Regions from separate parts of the Homo sapiens genome. Here region 1 is linked to region 2. A link is a loop called in an ENCODE intact Hi-C map of the cell type or tissue named here. Cell type or tissue: MCF 10A. All regions are shown on one strand. Links, peaks and the distances in the headings refer to the core of each region. The heading gives the core; the rest is flanking DNA. Region 1 overlaps SCN3B (sodium voltage-gated channel beta subunit 3). Region 2 has its middle 12 kb from the start of OR10D3.

Region 1 (2,921 bases), core at 116-2,615, 550 kb before region 2:
GTGATCCTCCTGCCCTGGCCTCCCAACGTGCTGGGATTACAGGCGTGAGCCACCGCGTCTGGCCTCCATGCACTTTTCTCATCCATCTGTTATAAGAGTTGTATTGTGCTTATCTTTCTTTTCTGTGGACTGTGTGCTTATTGAGAACATATTTATTTCTGGATTATCTGCCTGCTGTATAAATCTTAGAATATTTAAAGTGCTCAATAAGTACTTATTGAATGAGTGAAAATAAATATTATCTTATTTGTTTCATGATCAACAAAAAGGACCATTAAAACATACTACATGGCAGATATCCTGATATATCTACTCCTTGCTAGTGGGAGAAATGTTGTAGCCACCTCTCCCCTTGCCAGCTCTCAACAGCAAGTCAGATTTATGATCTGCAGTTATCCATTGGATCTAAGTCATCCCCAAGTCCTTGGTTGTTAAGAGCACAGCACAGCCTGCCATAACTTTCAGCCCAGAGAGCAGTCCGAAGGCTCCAGGATCACCCAGGTTTCCAACTGGAGCTAGAGGTCATAGATGCAGCGTGAGGCACATGAGAATGCCGTACAGCTCAAACATCTCACCGCCTTGCTACCACCTCGTGCATTATTTATGATTTGTTTGGCTTAAAGCATGCTCTCTCTTTCAAAATGCAGTAGCCCACAAATGGCAATACAGGAAGCTGTCCTCAGTATTTTTAGTTACCTCTAGGTGAAGAGGCCTCAGGTTTCTGCCTTAGGGCCAGGAGGTGACAGCCAAAGCCAGAATAAACCCAACTTGAACAAAGAGAACCAGGGAGACCTTGTGGGACCACAGGAATGGAGGAGATGTGGGGTTGATGGGCAGGTGTCATGGTGGGGTGGGTGCGTAGCTCTGAGCAAGATGAGGGCAGGGAGTATCTGATGTCACAGAGGCAAAAAAGAAAAAGTGGCAGGGGGTTGGGGTGGTGGGGGTGGGGAAAGAAACAGTGGAAAGCAAGCCCTCCAGACAGGCGAACAATCTGGATTTTCACCCTGCTTCCAGCGCGAATTTGCTGCACGTCCCTGAGCAAGCCCCTTGCTCTTGCAGAGAACTCTGTTCTCCCAGCCACAAAAAGAGGGGCACCAGAGCTACACCCTCCAATCACCTGGGGAGTCATCAACTTGCATATGACCTCACTCACCCCTGCCGATCTCACACCTGCAAGGGTGCTGCAGAGGTGTCTACATCTGGAGGACGCCAATGTGGGCGATTCTGATGTCTGCCCTTTATCCAGAGGCCCTGGATTAAATAAATGATATCCACGCTTCCTTCACACCCGACCATCCACGAGGCTCTGTGGCTCTGATAATAAACTTGTTTTTCCTTCTGTTTTTACCCGAGGCTTGCTCTGGTACCTGGCAGACGAACTAGCTCAGCCTTGCCACACTTCCCACCAGCTATGCACGAGGGTGTCTGGAGGCAAAAGCCCGAGAGAGCAGAGGTGGAGACGGCTGAGCACTGTGCTAAGGTCTGGCGGGCACCAACCAAAAGTTCCAGATGGTGACCAGGAGAGGGCGCCAGGGCCCCACCCCCCAGAGGAAAGGCGTGTAACAAACGGGGGATAAAGGAACTTCAGAACAGGGGAGTACCTCAGAGAGCCCCCCGCCAACCCCTTCATTTCACACCAGAGGAGCGGGGCTCCGAGCAGGGAAGTGACTCATCAGGTCTGGATTCAGGAGCCCTGAGAGTCCCTCTGCACTTTCAGAATTGACCTACCTTCCATTTTAGTCATATCGTCTGATCCGTTATGTCTCTTTCTCCTTTGTTCATTCACTCTGAGGACTGAATCTCCGCTTCATTATTTTTATCACAACGACATGATAAAAAATGAATAAACCTGTGGCCTGGAGGTTGGGATTCCTGGATCCTTTTTTCTAGGAAGAGCCCTGTCTTTAACTTGATCTTTTCCTTCATGCCCCACACTTTGGCCTGCTCACTAGCAGTGATAATGCTGGAGATAGACTGAGAAAGGCTGGAACTCCCCCCTCAGGATGCAGGACTCCGGTTGCAACAGAAACACCTGAGTTAGGCTGCTGAAAGGCCTTCCCACTCACGAACACGGAACTAGCTGTAGGAGTCCAAAGATTTTAAACAAGACTAGAGAGCTATCAACCTGTCCCCTTCTCCCAGCAGGGAATGAATTTATGTAATAAGAGATGCCACAGATGGGGAAGAGGTTGCACGTGTGATTACTGTGAAGAAAGACAAAAGAAAAAAAGATTGTCAAACTTTGGTTTAGAGAGAGGTTCTCAAGGTGTGGTCCCAGCAGCAGCACTGCCCGCCAGGCAGTGTGTCACGCAGTGCAAACTCTCAGGCTCCACCGACAAAAGCAGAAAGGCTGGCTTCCAAAAAGCCCTGCAGGAGATTTTGAGGTTTGCTAAAGTTTGAGAACCCCTGGCTTAGAGGCATGTATTGCTTACAGGTAGAAGGAGAGATGACTTCCGGGTAACCTCATGAGATTTCTCTGAGCCCACTGAGTCAGGGATTCAACATAGGCCAAAGAAGAAGGCCTAGCTGAATCAGTAGCTTTAGGCCTCATGGAGGCTAGCCTCTTTCTCTAAGGGACCAGGAAGAGCTCATTCTATCATCTCCAAGCCTTTCTGCTTTGAGGAAAGGCACAGAAAGACAAGCTGCTTAGGGAATTTACAGGAAGCTGGCCACCAGAAGAAGATGGGTCAATGGTGACATTTTTAGATGTCACCATTCCAAATACATGGGTTTTTGCACTCTTTAAGGGCCTCACTCGTGGAAAACTGCTGTCCTACCCTTCCCTGTCCACAGAGAGCAGGACGCCCTAGAGACCCTGTGCCTCAGCCTCACCCTCCTCGGTGACTCTTAGGGGGATCAGCCGCGTCGTCTTCACAAAGGGCCGATGCGCCTCAAACTCAAACTCCCGGGACACATTGCAG
Region 2 (2,921 bases), core at 250-2,749:
TTTCTCAATCATGATTTCATTTCTGTAATTTCACTTTGTTTTTTTAACTGCTGCCAGTTTTGCCATATAAAACATTGACAAAATCATTTTGCTCTCTTGCTAAAAATTTCTTTGGTATGTTTCCATTTCCTATTGATGTCAAGGCTGACTATATTGAGTTTAACATTTGAAGCTTTTTAACATCTGGTTCTGATCTCTGTCACCAATTTTATTCCTATTTCTCTTTTATTTTTGACTTCTCCACAAGCCAACTCAAACTCCTTTGTAATTTTCCAAACCAACGCTGACAACATGGTCTGGATTCTCCAGTTCAGTCCTAAATTAAGCTATTCTGTTGCCGTGTTAGGCCATGTTTCTCACATTGTGCTCTATCGTGGATCCTGAATTTTGGTGTATTTCTCACATATTCCCTGCTTTTGATGACTCTGAGTCCTAGTCTTCATGTGGCCTCTGTTTGGGATGTCAGTTTCGTTGTTCTCCATAGGACCAAATTATGCTCATTTTTCAGGACACCATCCAAACATTGTTTTCTTGCCAAAGCTTTCCTTAATGCTCCAAGCTAAAAGAAATGTTTCTCCTTTGAAATCTCATTTTCTTTGGAAGTACATATACTCTTGACAAATACCACCCATCTGAGAAAAAACAGTATGAGTGAAGTGAAATAGGATGACCATAGTTTTTAACTAAACAGAATACAAAGATCTAGAAATTTATATGAAATAGTAAGACCAGAGTCAACCTTACAGTAGTAGATCTGATGTTCAGTTTCAGCAAGTTTGTAATGAGAGTTTGAAGTACACTCACAAACTCTGATAAGTAGTTACATTTATGATGACATGAAAACTCAAGACATTTATTGCTAACTGATCCATAGTGGTTGTGACAATTGGGGAACAAAGGTCACCCCTAAGACAATATATACTCAATATGTCTCAACTGTATGCTTCATTTTAGAGAACAGCAATCTTTGATAATTTTTCATATAGTTCTAGTTATAGCTGTGCATTTAGATAAAGGGAAGTAGTAAACATACAGGGTATGTTAGATTTTAGAATTGTATATTGTAAATTCGTAATGAATCTGAGAATATGAATTTGCCACTCCTGGTCATAAGAATGTTTTCTTGTTTTGATTCTTAGCAACCTAGGAGCTGAAAAACTTGGAATTTCCCTTTGACGGATATGCCAGTAATAGGATTTAATCCCCTCCCTCTTTAGAGTCTCATGTTCCTGTAATATGAGAAAAGGGGTGACTGCATTGGGCTCCGTGCCTCTGGGCAAGCTCTCTATCACAACATGGGAATGTTAAGCGCATAACCTACCAAACTGAAAGCAAGTCACTGGGCACAGTCTCCATTGCAAGTCCCGGAGGGTGGAAGGGAGGTCTGATCAAGAATGAGAAACTTGCTTTTGTCCTCTCCTTGCCTTTTTGGCTGTGATCCAAAAGAAGGACATGCAGGCTCTCCTAGAATCTTCAAATCATCCCTAGTTCTTCTGATCTTTTCCCCGGTCTCTGTCCCTGCACTAATATGACAGCCATGGTCCCTATCTCCTATTTAGTCTATATTAGCTCTACAGATAGGATTCTGGCAGCATGTTAGTTATGTGATGCAGTCTAAGAAGTCAGTAGCTGGACAACAAATTGTGCCAGCCTGGAGGCCACATGATAATCCGTATTCTGCAAACTGTGCTCTATCGCCCCCTGATGGACATAGGATCATCTCCAACCTTAGCACAGAACGACCAGTTCTCCTTGGCTTTAGGGGTAATCATGATGTGTGCTTTTGGAAGGGCAGGGACAGAAGAGGAAATTTGTTTTACAAGTTCATTGGTAATTTGGAAGAAATGACAACCTCTGCATAGATATTTACACGCAGAGTAGATCTGATCATGTTAATTCCCATGCATTAAAATATTTTATGTCTCCTTACTAACTTTAGAGTAAAATCTACTCTAATATGATATACAATGATTTTTATAATCTGTCTGTATCTCAGTGCCCAGTCTCATGGCCTTGTCCATTTTTCCCATCAGGCCTTACACTCTAAACTCACCAAATTATTTGTCATTTTTCCAAAACTAACTATATCAAACTTTGGTATATTTGGATAGGCTGTTTCCACTCTCTGGGATGCAATTCATTGTTTTCAAAATCTGTCAAAATTCTCCTGCAAAAAGTCTGACTTGATACTGGTGAGAAGACATAGGCTATGCTTCCTCTGTATTCTAATTTTAGATGATAAATACCGTAATATTTCACCTTACATTACATTGCACTTTCCAGGCTGTGTTTCTAATTTCTACGTATGTTATACTTCACATATGCTGAAGGGACTCAATTAAAAGAAGATAAACTATACATACATTATCAAATAATGGAGAAGATATAATTTATATTTCAAAATATAAAATATATTCCAAAATATAAAATTTTTCGAACAATAGTATACAAAATTACATGTAGGTTTAAAATTGAATCGAACATGTAGAAACATATCAACATGATCATTTCAAACATGTAATGAAATAAGTTACAATTAATGCAAAGAAAATTGAACTAATAAATATAGATCCTTAATGTGACTATTAATTTTGAAAAATATAGTATACAATGTGACATGATGATACCATTTTATATCTACTGAATAAGCAAACTAATATTAAATAGTAAATAATCAAACTATATATTAACAAAGCTACAGAAGCCCCACAACATTTTTACACTACTGGTAGCATTTATTGATTTATGTGTTCATTCCAGGAGTATTTATTATCTATTCTATGTTTTGTATAGTGACAGGAGTTGAATTTACAAGTCCAACAAGGCATTTACCCTACCCCTGAAGGTGATGATTGCAACAATATATGAACACGCAGGATTTTATGACAGCACTTAAGAGGAATACCTGTCTCAAAATGGGG

What was found. Peaks named below come from ENCODE experiments on the same cell type or tissue, not always from the same donor. Only the 100,000 strongest peaks of a DNase experiment are listed, where the experiment ranks them.
Region 1: a loop joins it to region 2, with 4 times the contacts of the local background. A loop is called at or near these places in 3 of 110 quality-filtered maps.

Annotation. Positions count from the first base shown.
Region 1 is chr11:123,639,614-123,642,534 of GRCh38, forward strand. It overlaps SCN3B (sodium voltage-gated channel beta subunit 3), which reads right to left. Exons shown (of 7, transcript NM_001040151.2): 4 at 2,833-2,921. LOC124902777 (a long non-coding RNA gene) reads left to right here. Exons shown (of 2, transcript XR_007062929.1): 2 at 1,354-1,861. Among named protein-coding and RNA genes, the nearest start is that of SCN3B, 14 kb to the right of the region's middle. In MCF 10A, for the core only: a CTCF peak has its summit at 1,523 (motif pointing right); no DNase peak of the experiment used is centred there.
Region 2 is chr11:124,193,617-124,196,537 of GRCh38, forward strand. No RefSeq gene overlaps it. Among named protein-coding and RNA genes, the nearest start is that of OR10D3, 12 kb to the left of the region's middle. In MCF 10A, for the core only: a CTCF peak has its summit at 1,672 (motif pointing left); DNase peaks (open chromatin) are centred at 1,305 and 1,685.